Linked DNA regions of Homo sapiens: region 2 is linked to region 1. A link is a loop called in an ENCODE intact Hi-C map of the cell type or tissue named here. Cell type or tissue: endothelial cell of umbilical vein. All regions are shown on one strand.

The links. A loop is a pair of places that touch in the nucleus more often than their neighbours do. Peaks named below come from ENCODE experiments on the same cell type or tissue, not always from the same donor. Only the 100,000 strongest peaks of a DNase experiment are listed, where the experiment ranks them.
Region 2: it touches region 1 in a loop (5-fold over the local background); 2 of 110 quality-filtered maps call a loop at or near these places.

The regions. Positions count from the first base shown.
Region 1 is chr11:24,320,476-24,328,475 of GRCh38, reverse strand. All of the region lies in intron 1 of LOC105376595 (a long non-coding RNA gene), which reads left to right. Among named protein-coding and RNA genes, the nearest start is that of LINC02686, 57 kb to the right of the region's middle. In endothelial cell of umbilical vein, no CTCF peak of the experiment used is centred here; a DNase peak (open chromatin) is centred at 3,945.
Region 2 is chr11:22,872,999-22,880,998 of GRCh38, reverse strand. The region is part of intron 3 of LINC02718 (long intergenic non-protein coding RNA 2718); the gene reads right to left. Among named protein-coding and RNA genes, the nearest start is that of CCDC179, 17 kb to the right of the region's middle. RefSeq lists a silencer at 1,102-1,396. In endothelial cell of umbilical vein, a CTCF peak has its summit at 4,932 (motif pointing left); a DNase peak (open chromatin) is centred at 4,918.

The DNA.
Region 1 (8,000 bases):
GCCTCCTTGAGCTGTGGTGGGCTCCACCCAGTTCGAGCTTCCCGGCTGCTTTGTTTACCTAAGCAAGCCTGGGCAATGGCGGGCGCCCCTCCCCCAGCCTCGCTGCCGCCTTGCAGTTTGATCTTAGACTGCTGTGCTAGCAATCAGCGAGATTCCGTGGGCGTAGGACCCTCCGAGCCAGGTGTGGGATATAGTCTCGTGGTGCGCCGTTTCTTAAGCCGGTCTGAAAAGCGCAATATTCGGGTGGGAGTGACCCGATTTTCCAGGTGCGTCCGTCACCCCTTTCTTTGACTCGGAAAGGGAACTCCCTGACCCCTTGCGCTTCCCAGGTGAGGCAATGCCTCGCCCTGCTTCGGCTCGCGCACGGTGCGCACACACACTGGCCTGCGCCCACTGTCTGGCACTCCCTAGTGAGATGAACCCGGTACCTCAGATGGAAATGCAGAAATCACCGTCTTCTGCGTCGCTCACGCTGGGAGCTGTAGACCGGAGCTGTTCCTATTCGGCCATCTTGGCTCCTCCCCTCGGGTTCTGTTTTTATCCACTCTATGAAATCTCTACCTTGTAGTTGGTGTTTTTAGACTATTTAATGTAATTATATATTTATATATAATTGTATATAAATATATATAATGTAATCATAAATTACAGATTAAGAATGGCATTTTATTATCTATTTTATCTTTCATTCTCTATTGCTTATTGCACTGTTTATTTTTCTTTGCCTTTTTGTGGATTACTTGAACATTTTTTAGAGTTCCATTTTAATTTATGCATATATTCCTTGCATAGATTTCTTAGTGATTACTCTCTATGTGTGTGTGTACATCATAAAATATATAGATGTCATAACCTACAGGTGTCACTATTTTACTACTTAAAAATAGTAAAATTACTTACTTAAAATAAATAAAATGTATCCAGCTTATCTTCCTTTTAAGTCTCTTCATTTTCCCAACTTTTAGAGTATACTTGTGTAACATATGATTGTCTATTTCCTCACTCTTACTTCAGTAAAATGAATAAAAACATATAGGTAACACCATATATTTAGTGAGCTTCTGGATTGAAACTGCATTCCTTTCTTTCTATAAACTTGAGAATAAATTTATGCAATACACCATTTAGAGAGGATTAAATTTTGTAGGCATTGTTATGTCAATTAAAATTAGGTATTAGATGCTTATATCTTTATATAAGGGACAAACTGATATTTGTGTTAGGGTAATTTTTTAGAGCAGTTTTGTTTCACACCAAAATTCAGAGGAAGGTACAGAGATTTTCCATATACTCCCTAATTTCAACACACCCCCAAGAGAATGGCACATTTGCTATAAAGAAATGATAAACCTACATTGACACACCATAATTACTCAAAGTCTATAGTTTAATATTTGAGTTCACTGTTGGTGTTGTAGATTCTATTGTCTTGGACAAGTATATAATGACAAGTACCCATTATTATAGTATCATACAGTGTATTTTCACTACACTAAAAATCCTCTGGTTCGGCCTATATATCCCTCCTTTTCTCTCTCATCCACTGGCAACCTCTAATTTTTTTTGTATTGTCTCCACAGTTTTGCCTTCTCCAGAGTGCCATATAGTTGGAATCATACAGTATGTCAGCTTTTCAGATTTTTTTTTCATTTAGTAGTATGTATTTAAGGTCTCTCCATGTCTTTCCATGACATGGTAGGGTAGCTCATTTCTTTCTAGCACTGAGTAATATTCCATTATCCGGATGTAATACTGTTTACTTCTCCATTCACCTACAATAATACCTTTTTTATTTGCAGCATTATTTGTTTCAGTAATGTCATATCTAGTTAAATGTGTAGTTTATCTGTATTGATCTGTCTCAGCATGCTTATGCTGTAATGGCTGAGTATGAAGGAATAAGCTTGTAGGTTATCTAAAGAGAACATACAACTTTCTAGAAAGAATATAGACAAAACCTTCTACATTAATGTATTTTTAAACATTACCTTTAGTAGCCATAAAATAAATATTACTTTGTTTAATTTAGATCATATATTAAATATATATATACATACATATATATGTATATATATATACATATATATGTGTATATACGTATATATATACATATATATGTGTATATACGTATATATACATATATATGTGTATATATACGTATATATATACATATATATGTGTATATATACGTATATATACACATATGTGTGTGTGTGTGTGTGTGTGTATATATATATATATATACACACACGTATATACATACATATATATATTTGTCAACCCCCATGTATTGGTTTCCTTTTGTGGTTTATCCCTTGCATTATGATAAAGAATATAAAACATGTTTTTTAAATGCATCAATATAAGACTCAAATAAGCATAGTAAGAACTTATTTGGCACTGGACTTGGTTCACAGGCTGTAACACTAAACCTTTCCTTGACTCACTGCTATCCTTTCCCCCTCAATGGGTGTTGTTATTTTAATTCTCTGTGTCCTAACAGTTACTAATACATACGTGTTTAGTACATAAAGCTGAAATACTTATCAACCTAGGAACTGTCGAGCAAGAGTGAGATTGAAATGTTATAAAAGATATCTCAGAAAAAAAGAAAAGGTAGCTATTATTATTAATTAACAACAGGAATAGAGTCTCATAGGTGAAGATATAGTGCAAGTGGAATCATAAAGGAAGGATCACCTGGGAGAGTGAGAGCGGGAGGACAGGGACATTATAGCAAAGAACTCACCAAAGAGATAATGTCTGAGCTGTATCTTGAAAGACGATTTGCTTTTTAGACAAGGCAGAGTGAAGTGCAGGGGCACAGGTAAATAGAGAAAACCATGTACAAAAGGAAATGCCTAAGCAGAAAGACAGGTGATAGATGAAAAGTTGAAACAGAAAGCTATGTGTAGTAATTTATGTTTTCAATTACCATCAAAATGGAAGCAAATGGAGCTAGATAAAGTCAAAGGTTAGATCAGGAAGTTGGCCTACCCTTAAATGTTACTCATGCACAGTACAAATGAATGCCTATATGCTTTTCATCTAAAGTTTTAGAGGTTAGAAATTAAACTGTTAATGACATGACATATACCTTTATAATTGTCTGGAAGCACAGACTCAAATTTAGAAAACTTCTTAAACTTCTTTAGCAGAATGAAAGCAAGAAGCTAAGAAGAAAGCTGGCCCCTTGGTCTGCCTCTCCTCTTTTGCCACACCTAGCTCAGCCTTGCACAATAAAAAAACCTGTCACTGATGTCTGTGGCCACCCTGGCCCACAAGCCAAACCATACCTCCCTAAAGCAGGTGCCCCATAAATATTCCTAAACTGTAGCCCCTTTACCACATAGATTTCTCATCACTAGGGTAAGGATGTAACCAGAGGAGAGCTGGAATGATGCCCTCCAAAGCACTGGACCCATGGCCTTATATTCTAATTATAATAATTTGAACATTATCTTGCAAACTAAAATGAGTTATTGAAGAAGTGAATATTATATATGCAGTTTTACTTTTCATATCGCTATAAATTAGGGCAAAACATGAATAGGAATAATTTTTCTTATAAGGAAAAGCAACATAATAGTTATATTCTCAACCTTCTTCAAAAGACTTCATTCATTAAAGTACTGTATAATAGAATTGTCAAACAACTAAATAAAGTGCGCACAACAATTTACCATGTGTAATACTCCATGTACTTCACGTACCTGAAATAATTCTGCTAAACTGTGAATTTAATGCTGCTAATGAGACATTTCAAACAATAGGAGTAATAGACTTCCTTTAAATAAGATTTGCATATCTTTAAGCTAAAGCTTACACCACCACTGCTCTGGAAATCCTTTGATCACCACGACATAAAAAGAACAGGAGGAAGGAAATGGGAAGAGCATTTGAACATGGACCTGGAAGTGGAATGTAGAAAGCCAGGTTTTCAAATAGCATTATCCTTTTGTTTTTCATCTACCCATGAAGAATGCAGGCTGAAACTCCAGAATTTTTTTTTTTTTTGAACACTTGTTCATCCACACTGTGAATCACAGACTAAATAAACATGAGAATGGTGACAAATGAAGGAATATCTTAAAGAGAATGCCAAACACATTAACATTGTTTTGTCTTAAAACTTCTGTACCTAAGGTTGTCAGGGGGAGGGAAGAGAAACTCATTTAATGAATTAAAAATGAGAGGCCCAAAACTCCAATTTTTCATTAACTTTTCATCCAATAGGAATTATTTTGACCACAAGAAGAATCCTTTTTTTTTTTTTTTTTGTTTGAGATGGTGTCTTACTCTGTCACCAGGCTGGAGTGCAGTGCCATGATCTTGGCTTACTGCAACCTCTGCCTCCCGGGTTCAAGCAATTGTCCTGCCTCAGCCTCCCAAGTAGCTGGGACTACAGACTCATGCCATCATGCCCAGTTAATTTTTTTTTTTTTTTTTTTTTTTTTTTTTTTTTTTTAGTATAGAAGGAAGAGTCTTTATCACAAGGTTCAGGGAGGATAGCTACCATCAGTGCTAATTGTGTTGATGCCAGTGGTTTTCCTGTCACTCCATGATTCCTGGTCAAGTAGTTGTTGGGTTAGTTGACACTTTAAGGTGGAAAGAGTTAAAGAGGTGGTAATACCCAGGTTCTAGAATACTGATTCATATTACAGAGACTATGGGAAAACTTGTTATTTGCAACACAATAGATATTGAAAGTCCCATTCCTGTGTGAACCATAGGTCTTAGTGAGTTCTTTGGGTATGTTTGGAGGATTTCTCTTGACTATATTGGGCATCATAAGTGGCCTAGTTCAAAAGTAGAACCCCTTAGTCCATTTCCTTCAGAACAGGGGTGATTAATTTTGATTGTCACTGGCTCTTTGAAAATGTGATAAAAGCCTGAACTCACAACTTAGAAAAGCACATGTAGCCACTCAAAACTTTTCATGCAATTTCAGGGAGTTCCTAACCCACTTTGGGCCTACACATGGGGCCTCTTAAGTGTTCTGGGTCTATTCCTCCAGAAATCATGGGATCCAAGGTTTCCTAATACAAAATTATCTGCATTTAGTTGGCATTTAGTAAGTACTGATTGATTACATACTAGTGTTTTTGCTTTTTTGGAGATAAAATGGAATTGATGGTTAAATATTTCCTAAAAACTTGAAAAATTATTTTTCTACAAGGAACTGATTTTCCAGTACAAATGTTCAATTTACTTAAATAATTCAATTTAATGAACATATGCTGTGCAACAAATATCTTCATATATACATGATGTCAACAAACATGTTCATGTACATAATAGTATATAAAAATAATAATGTTTAAGAGCATAAGCTCTCATGTCAGATGGACTGGGTTTGAATTGTTAAGACTCCTTGTACTTCAGTTTAATAAAACATAGAACAAATTAACATGTGGTACATATGGTTGTTATTTCAATTAAACAAATTTAAGCATATAAAATGTAGCAAAATATCTGACATAGCAAGTGCAGCTAGTACTTGGTTGTAATTATTATAAGAAAAAAGTTTATTATGCAAGAAAAGCTCTTTCCAGATATACACTTAATAAAAAGCAACTGTTAAGAAAGTTTATATCATATGAGGGGCTAAAATTTACTGTTGTAGCTGAAGTAAACACTTTAAATGGGTTATTTGACAGAAATGTATTGCTTTATGGTTTATCCTTTGAATTATTGTAAAGAACACAGAAGAATTTTTTTTAACACATCAAGATAAAATTGAAGTGCAGCCATATCAGTCCTGTTGATCAGTTCTTCTTTCTCTAGACAATGCAGTCAGAGTAAGAAGAGTATAGGAGAGAGAAACTGTAGGTTGATTGACTTAGGTTAATTTGAGTTGAGTAGCAATTCCATATTTAAATTTTCAGTCCTCAGGGAGAAGATGTTGGACTATTAAAAGAGCCTGCACAGATTCTTTCCCTTTGAGATAGATTACACTTCTCACTTAAACATACACTTAAAATGAATGGGGAAGGAATATAAAACTTGCTAGTAAAGTTGTGAATGATATGATAAAGTGTTTATAGAATAAATCTCATGCTGGAACTTACTCTGCTATTTATTTTCCAAAAAAAGCTTTTGATTTTGTTTTGTTTTGCTTACTACTGGAGAATTGTTTTGAGATAACATAGTCACTGTATATTTGAATAGCTAACTATTATTCCTGTTTCAATACAATTGCATTGAATGTGCAAACCTACCATAATTCAACCTACCATTTGTGAACAGCTTGAAAATACAGATAAGGGACTGAATGCAGCTCCGGATTTTATTTTATAATCTAGCTAGGCATCCAGGAGGCAAAACATTATTTTTTTTTCTACTTCATTATCATTGCAAAGTCCCACAAGAGATGTGCAGAATTGTCTCTATTTTGCAGAATGTCCTAGGGGATGAAGGTTACAAATCCTGTCCACTATGAAAAAGTGCTAACTTTCACTGCCAACATAGTCCAGGCAGATTTATTAGAGGGAAGCTTGACTTTGTACTTATTTCTTCTGATTCTGTAAATTATAGTGTCTGCAGAATAGATCACCAGGGAAAAGGAATCCTTCTCTTCGTTTCTACTTGTCTTGGAGATAAAAGTTTAACAGATTCTACTTCCTGTACAACTGCAGTCTAGAAGACAATCTGCTCATAAACACTGACTACATCCAATAGCCAATTTTTTAATAGTCCCTTGGAATAACGATACTAGATTCAAAATTTCACATCTTTGCTCACATTTTTGCACACTTGAAGTGATTTTTCACTCCCTACATTTACACAAATTCTATTTGTGATTTAAGATGTTAGTAAAACCTCATCTACTCCATAAAGTCTTCCTTGACCGCTAGATATAAAATGATATCTTGCTCCTTTCTATAGCATATGCTTTCTGTGACTTTCTTTTAAAATGTATAACTTCCTGCCTCAGCAAATGTGCATTTGGCTATTGTATGTAATACTCCCAATGAGCTTGTCAACTCTTCTAAAACAGAATCATATCTTATACATGGAAAGCACTCATCCCTATTCTTAGATCCAGAGTCCACTAGAAGACCTTGTTCTTGCTTGGGCCTCTGCCAAGTCTTCAAGCTCCAATCACAGGCTAAAACAGGGGCTGGCAAATCACATTTCATGGGCCAAATCTTGTTGAATGCTTCTTTTTTTCATAAATAAAGTTTTATTGGAACACAGCCACATCTATCTGTTTACCGATTCTATGGCTGCTTTCTCCCTGGCAGAGTTCAGAAGTTACAACAAAGACCATACACCCACCAAAACAAATTACATTTACTATTTGGTTCTTTATGTGAAAAAAAAAATAGACTAACCCCATGCTACAGACATAGAGGGCTAGAGACCTTCTCTCTCTTTACCCTGATTTTGCAGCTGTGGTAAGGTTAATGAGCTGGCAGCATTATCTTTGTTATTACCTTCCTCATCCAGTCCCCTCCTTGCTCCAGTAAAAACCTGCCTTGTTCCATCTTATCAAACTTCTGGATCCTACATTTGAACTCACAGAAAAGGCTTATGTTAGACACTGTTCTACTCTCTGTTTGAAAGCCACTAAACCCAGCATCATGACCCCCTTTTCTACCCTCCCCATGCTCTAGGAGCTCAGGAAATAGAAGAAAAGCAGGGGAGTTCTGGCTTAGCCAAATGAGAATGAGAATCATTCCAAGTGCATTGAAAAGGCTAGAATGGGCTGGGCATGGTGGCTCACACCTGTAATCCCAGCACTTTGGGAGGCTGAGACAGGTGGATCACGAGGTCAGGAGATCGAGATCATCCTGGCCAACATGGTGAAACCCCATCTCTACTAAAAATACAAAAATTGGCTGGGCGTGGTGGCATGCGCCTGTAGTCCTAGCTACTCAGGAGGCTGAGGCAGGAGAATCACTTAAACTCAGGAGGCGGAGGTTGAAGTGAGCCGAGATCACACGACTGCACTCCAGCCTGGGCCACAGAGTGAGATTCCTTCTCAAAAAAAAAAA
Region 2 (8,000 bases), 1.4 Mb after region 1:
ATAGTCCCAGGAAGATCAGGACAAGTTGGTCACTCCAGCTTCTCCATGTGGACAATAAAGAAAATTCAAATGACATCAAGTTTCATGTTCTAATCCTGGTAGTTCTTGATGGGGGTCTAAATTCTGTATTTTTTCTTCATACTTTGTGAGAAATCCTAATATCTTTCCAAAACCCCTTTTTGTTCAAGCAGTTCAAGTTTGGCTTCTGTCACTTGCAACCAAAAGTAGTCCAAATTTACACACCCATTTCAACTTCAATGTGATGAAAGTAAAAAAGTTAGAAACAAATTATGAATTGAACAAATTATGGTAAATCCAAACATTGTAATGTTTTGTAGCCATTAATAATTATGGCAGATATTTAACTTATTACCTGGAAAAAATTTTGATATATTTATCCATGAAAAAAGCAGGCTGCAAAGCATTTCCTAGTCTATAAGTCACCTTTAATATACACATATATATGTTAGGATTTCTCAGATGACACTGTCAGAAACTATAGTCAAACATGATTAGGGCCAAAAAAAGGAAATTTTTGGCTCATATAATGTATAATTAGGATTTGAGGATAATGGGATTGAAGGGGATAAGTTTTGTTGGTCAGGAAAACATAGATATGGATTGAGGTAGTTTCCAAATGAAAAAGGGATCCTGTTTTTATCCAAAGAATGGTAGGAAGGGCTACTAAACTAGAAAAACAATTACTTCAAATTGAATAGATTAGATAGATAGATAGATAGATAGATAGATAGATAGATAGATAGACAGATAGATAGATGGATGATAGGTAGACAGACATGGAAAGAAAAATATAATAGATGTGTGACCATGTTAACAGATATTTTATCTGGATGGTCATGTTATGAGCGATTATTTTTTCCTACCTGGAGCTTCTCTGTTTATGAGATATACTCTGACTCTCAGTCTCTTTTCCACTCTTTGATTTGGAGAGTTTGGAAAGCTACAATCTAAACTCCCCCTAATATTCTTGAAGCTAACATTCTGGATGCAAATTATCTATTTCCAGTACTTGAGAGAAATTGAGAAAATTGAGAAAGTCTGCAAGGCAGAATGAAGAAAAGACGATAGCATGTTCCTGCAACTCTTGGCTCTTGCTGCTGGCATTTTAGAAATGTGAGACTTTCCTGTAGCTGCATTCCAGATCTGTGCACCATTTTTCCGGGTATGAAACTGCAGAATGACATCCTACTCTGGCTTCCTAAAATCAGTCACTGTGAGAGGCAGCTGTGGCAGCAGTACTAGCAGCTGCTTCAGGGATAGTAGTAGCTCCTCTGTGGATCAGCTTGGTATTCTTTTGGACATCAGTCCAGAAAGTCTGGAACAGAACCTGTTCTTTCAGCCCTTCCAACAATAAGCAATAATAGTTGCTAAGTTGTAAGGAACTAATATCTTGTATTAAATTCCTTTCTACTTAAAATACTTGCACCAATTTCTGTTTCCTGCATTCAACATTACTGATTTGCCTATATTTTACTATATTGTGATTGTACATATATATATATATATCTTGTGTAATAAAACATACTTAAAAAGTCATTTTATTCCTCTCCAACACAAATTCCTTATTTAAATTAAACTGGTCGTAATGTATGCATTTATATTGTCTATGTCTCCCTCCTATCTACTCAGACTTAACTGGGAGAAACCACAGCACATAGTGCAGTAGCAGAGAATTCTGACTGTCCCCACCATGTGCACTGTGCTCAAAAAAGCAACAGCAGTTTGCGCAGGAAAACTGTTGGGTCCAATATGGCAGGACAAAAAGTTAGTGAAGTGGAGATATGAAGAATCTTCTAAACCCATGAAAAATCAGGGGTAGAAAGAAGTTTTGCAGAAGTCTAGAATTTCTCTTTGGGATGGTAAGAGCAAGAGCAAGAATGATTTAAAATTGTACATTTATATCATCTAATCTTTATGTATGCTTTCATTATCATTTTTTGCCCACAAGAACTCTGAATTTTGATAGTGTCCATTGGACTTTAAAATCATCTACCTCTTTGCTTGGCTGTGATTAATTTCCTCTTCTTTACTCCTATAGAAGAAAGTTGACATTAGATTGTATTATTTTGTGTCTTTATTAGTTTTTTTTAAGGAAATGCATATGGGAATTGACTCATATTAGACTCTATCAAATGTGTCAGAAGGGAGTTTCCAATCCTCATCCCTGTAGACATCAAGTAAAGAATTCTATTGCTCAGAGAAAACCAGTGACACCAGTTTGGATAAAGACTTTCTGACATTTTTTGATGCATTTGCATCACCTTACTTTCTTTTTAAAATGGAAACACACTGTACATACTGTTTACTACTCAATACTTTCTCTCAGCAATATATCATGAAAATATTTCCATGTCAATATACAGTTGAATCTATCTTTTTTTTAATGGCTGCACTGTGGCCCACTTTATGTATGTAGCTTATTTAACATGTATTCTGTTGATCAACTTAGCAATCATTTCCTGATTTGGGCTCTTAAAAACAGTGAGGCAATCTATAGCTTTGTTTACATGTGAATTAACTTGATTTGAAAAAACTCTTCAAGTGCAGGTTTCATCTGCCACCTAGCAAACAATGTTAAGAACTGGCCAGGTACAGTGGTTCACACCTGTAATCCTAGCAATTTGGGAGGCCAAGGCAGGACTGCTTGAGCCCAGGAGTTGGAGGGTGCAGTGAGCCACACAATTATACCACTACACTTCAGCCTGTGCAACAGTGAGACCATGTCTCAAAAAAGAACTATGTAGTTTATACAGTATGAAGCCTGAGAATGAATTTATGTTTTTATTATAGTTATAAAATCTGGGTTGAGGTGTAAAAGTCAGGAGCTATTAGTATATTGAGTGTAAACTTCTTCACCCTTTCTCCTGCAGCAGACCAAAAATAGATTCATGAAACAAAGAGGTTATTAGCCACTGTGGTATATGGATACACTTGAGAAGATTTATATATTTGAAATAGAGAATTTAGTCCACCACCAAAAGCAAATTAAACATGTTTTATTGTTCTAAAATACAAATGTATTATCAAAAATATATCAGTGTTATCAGTGATTCAGTAAAAGTTACAGCAGCAAAAAAAAAAATAAAGTAGATAATTTCAGTTAACTGAGAAAATAACTCATCTGAAAAAAAGAATCTATTTTATTTCAAGTGTATCCCAAGAAAAGGCTGGCAATGTGAGCTAAAGCTGAAATTAGTGTTATAGATGGTGTTAGGAAATCATATTTCCTTTAAAGTCCTAAACTCAATAAAACTTAATTCCAAGAACTCTAAGGAGGAACCTCCATGCACTCAGCATTGGCTTCATAATGCATTCAGCATGGCAAATACAGAGACAATCTTCTTAACAAAGCATACCTCCATAGAATCTCAAAGCTCAAAGGGAGTTTGAAGTTCATCTAATTGTTCTACCAGACTACTAGTTTATACAAATGAAACAGTAACTTATGTTTGAATATCTCTAGTTACAGGCAACACTACCTACCATAGAAATTTGTTCTATTTTTAGATACTCAGGTTTTTTGGTTTGTTTTTAGTTTTTTTTTTTTAATTCTTCCTGTAAGCTTTTGCTCTTAGAGCAGCCTTGCAGATACCAAAGTTATCATCTGCATCCTGAACATTCTCTTAAGGGGGAATAGCTTGCCATTGAAAAATATTCTGAATTCTTTAATTTAATTTTATTTTCCAGAGGCCTCTGATTTTTTATTTGTTCATTCATTCTGTCATGATATGATATGGTACACTCACTCACTGCAAATACAGCAGTGAGAAAGGTGATGAACATGCTTCTGTCCTCATGAACTTACACTAGGGGTAGGTAGGGCCAGATTTAGATGGAGGGAGCGTAGTGTGATAAAGTTTGTATAGAAAGAAAACGCTATAGAAAATGATTGGAAAGAATAGTATGAGACAGACCTGAAGAGGTGCCTTTTGGGCACGTTGAGGTTTGACTGCTTAGAGAAGTAAAAAGTTATTGAAGGTTTTTATAAAAATAGGAATGAAATGATCAAATTTGCATTTATAAAACATTGCTCTTGATCTCATGAAAGAAAACAGATTAGAGGGGGCAAGAGGAAGGTAAGTCAACTTCTAGTAGGCTATTGGATTGCCCCACTAGCTGAAGGTAGGAGATAGAAGGAAGTAATGTGGTATGTGAGAAATTGATTCATTTCACAGACATTTAATAGGCAAGTATTTAGAATTCAATGATCTGGCAACAATTTTTAGAAAATAGAGTTTCTGCTAATATGAAAGCTTAAAGTTATGAAGCTGTTTAATTTTTACTTCCTATTGTTTAAAGTGATTAAAGACTTAAACATTGGCAACAGAATAAACAAATACATTAAAATTGAACAGTATTTTAGAAAAATTCATGAAGTATTATAGAAGAAAGATTTCAAACCCTTTTTTTCCTGATTTGAACATGTCAGAAAGTGTGTCTGCAGTTTCCCAGATCTCCTAATTCAGTGTTTCATCTTCCTAAGAAAATCACAGTGGAGAAATAGAAAAGAGCAGAGGATTTATGGTATATGATAAGTACATACTTTATAAAAATGTATAATCTTCAAACATATAGAGAAACAGTACAATAACAATATTTAAATATGCTCTCTTTTTTGCAAAGACTATGAATAATAAAAATTAGAATATAAAAGTATTTCTTGCTTTCATGAGCTGGACCAGAATTCTTTAATTGTAAAAATAATACACTTAAAGTTGAAATTTGAAGGTATGGAAGGTAGAGGATTCAGACAATGCTCTTCACAATACTCAGATTATAAATCCTGTGATTCAGTAAAATTGAAGTTGTCTATTTCAAATGCAGACACTGATTTTAAAGACTGGTCACCTAGCTCCACCTTCTGGCTAAACAATAACTTTTGTTTCCTTACCCACTCCTGGCATAGTTTCATGAAGGTTAAATATTATGATGTTGGCGCCACCTGCTGGAATGTTTTTCTAAAAACAAACATACCCTAGAGATGGGAAATTAGATGGCTATACCGCAGAAATATGACTTCTAATTTCTCTGGAAAAAAAATATATATAATATTTGAAAAATAGCTAGATTATGCTAAAGAATTATTATGAATTATATTTATTCTTATGAAAAAAGTTATATATCCCTTTAGCAACTCACTTTCTATTTCCTCTTTTGCTGTCCCAATGCAAACCTTAGCCACAAAAGAAACTATCCCGAAATAGTTTAAGAGGAAAATTAATATTTGAGCACACTGAAATAGATTATTCCTTAAATTGTATAATTGTAAGAAGTAGATAGTATTAGTCCCCCATTTACTCACTAGAAAATTGAGATTTATTCAGTTTAGCTGCATCTAAATTATCTTATACCAAAATAAAATACAGTAAAATTTGAATTAAGGTATTTTTACACTGAATTTTTTGGTTTTTCTGCTCTACCTGTTTTCATTGCTAATTAAGGGGGGTTGAGAAAATGTGGATTGTAATTAAATATGATTTTTTAAGCGTCTGAAAAGATTTGCTAATCTCTGTTAATAGTAGGTCTTTGTCAGAAGTAAACAACTACTCTTAGCCAAGATCAATTTATTTCCTTTATTAGTTTTCCACAGGCTTCATGCCACACTTTCTGTTTGTCACCTGGGGTTTTTTTCTGCCTAGCTATCTCTAAAACCAATCATGATATTCAATATTCAAATCACCCTTATTGACATTTGGACAGAAAGGTACAAAAGAAGGAATAATAACTTGTTAATTATTCTAAGATCTTGATTAGATTCTACATAAACATTAGACATGCTAAAATTTCCATCAACTTAAAAATAGATGTTTCATTAATTCACTAATACTAATCTTATTTGATCTAAACTTTTTAAAGGATTTCCTTTTTGTGTTTTCATTGTTATATTATAGCTGTGCATAATTTGGAGTTACCTGTGATATTTTGATATAGTTATACGATGTGTAATTATCAAGTCAGGGTAACTGGGATATCTATCACATCAAACATTTATCTTTGTGTTGGCAACATCACAATTCTTCTCTTCTAACTATTTTGAATTATACAATAAATAATTGTTAAGTGTAATTTATTTACAGTACTATTGAATACTGGAACTTAATATGAGCCTTTTAAATGCATTTTCAATAATATTTTAGCTACTAATAAATGCCAGTCAGGATGCTCCATTGCAGCTGGCAAGGAGGACTCTCTTTAGGTTAAGTTGTGAAGAAGGATGGCAGCCTAGCAGAATGAAGGTGGATATGAGAAGCCTCCCTCATCTGCAGAGAAAACTATTAGTAGTAGGACAAAATAAGGCCAGCATACAGAGGGAATAAAGCTAATACTAAGATGAATAGTTATTATTTGAACAAAATTTCCTTCTGTTTTTAACCCATTATCAAAACAAAATAATAGTCTTTCCAGTTTGTTGCTTTCATAAGTGTTTCTGCTCTTGCAACTAAGGGAGTGCTAACATAGCTCTGCAAAATTACTTACTGATTAATATAGTACTAATACCTATAGTACTTATTGACTAATACAGTACTCCAAAAATATTTATTGAATTAATATATGTTGAATGGAATGACCTTATTCTCCTAAGTTCTCTGAGCTTTATTTCTTTACTCAATTATAAAAGTTAAGGTAATCGTACACACATTACCTTTTCTCAAATTTAATATGGTTTATAAATGTGCTATACAAATATCAAAGATCACGACATTTAACCTGCCATATTGTTCAACAAATGAATCCATGCACCCAGAAAGTGTTCCTTAAATATGTTATATGTTCAATAAAGGTAAACGTGTTTGCCAGAGTAATCTGTTTCCATGTGTCCGTTCTAACACGCAAAACCAGGTAGGGAGAGTTTTCCAAGGATTTTATAATTTCATACAGAACTGTAACTCACTGTTATGACAAAGCAAGTTAAGTTAAAGTATCAGTATAATGATTGCTAACATCCATATTTGTCATATAATAGGTGCTTGAAAGAAAATCCTTTGTATGAAATAATATTCCACTTACATTTTTTCTCTTTGTAAGAAAAAGGAAGTCATTCTGTCAATATAAGAGGAAATAATTTCTCACACAAGTTTTTCAGTTCTTGCTATCTGAAAAATATCTTATTTAGGATGCTAATCCAACTGTTAGTGTTCCTGTGATTGTATAAGTATCAGAAGAGCAATTTGTATTTATTTCTGTGATATTAAGTATGTAATGCAGTTTTCAAAGATGACTTAATTAAATACCTAGAATAAGACAAAATCAAATGTCTTTAAAAATGTCTTCAGTAAAAATAAGCATATCTTAATAAGGTTACTTTTTTTCTTAATAAATATTTATGTATGTTCTTTGGATAAATTTCCAATCTTCCATTCTATATCATCTATTTTCACTTTTGTCCTCAAAATAGCAACTTACTGTAGAAAATTATACAACAATCAAAACTAGAGAATACATAAAGGAAGAGATTTGTTATCTCTGTGAACTTGAATACAATTATTTGCTATTATACACAACGACAGTTTTAGTACACTCACCCTGTTATCATCCCAGCTTTCCCTTGATTTGAGATTTTAAGAATTATAAGTACTGCAAGAGGAGCTCTCTTCATTACTAAAACTTAGCTGAAAATTAATTTTTGTTCTAAAAATACATTGCATTGTGGTTTTTTTCTAATAAGTATAATCTAATTAGCTAAATAAACTGAAGACCGCAAAATAAGAAGTGGCTTCAAATGAGTCCCTTTATTCTCCTGTAAACTCATACACATACAGTATAAACCTAGAGGAAAATGGAGAGTAACAGGAAGCTATGACTTGCCATACAGACTCTAAGTCTTGAGTACTACTGATCCTAACATCAAGGTACTTTCAATATACAATTTCTAAAAATGCATGCTATCTAATAAAGATGCATCCAATAATGATCCTTTTAGCCACACCTTATCTAGATTAAAAGTTAAGTACTCAACAATTATAAAGTGCGACTATTAA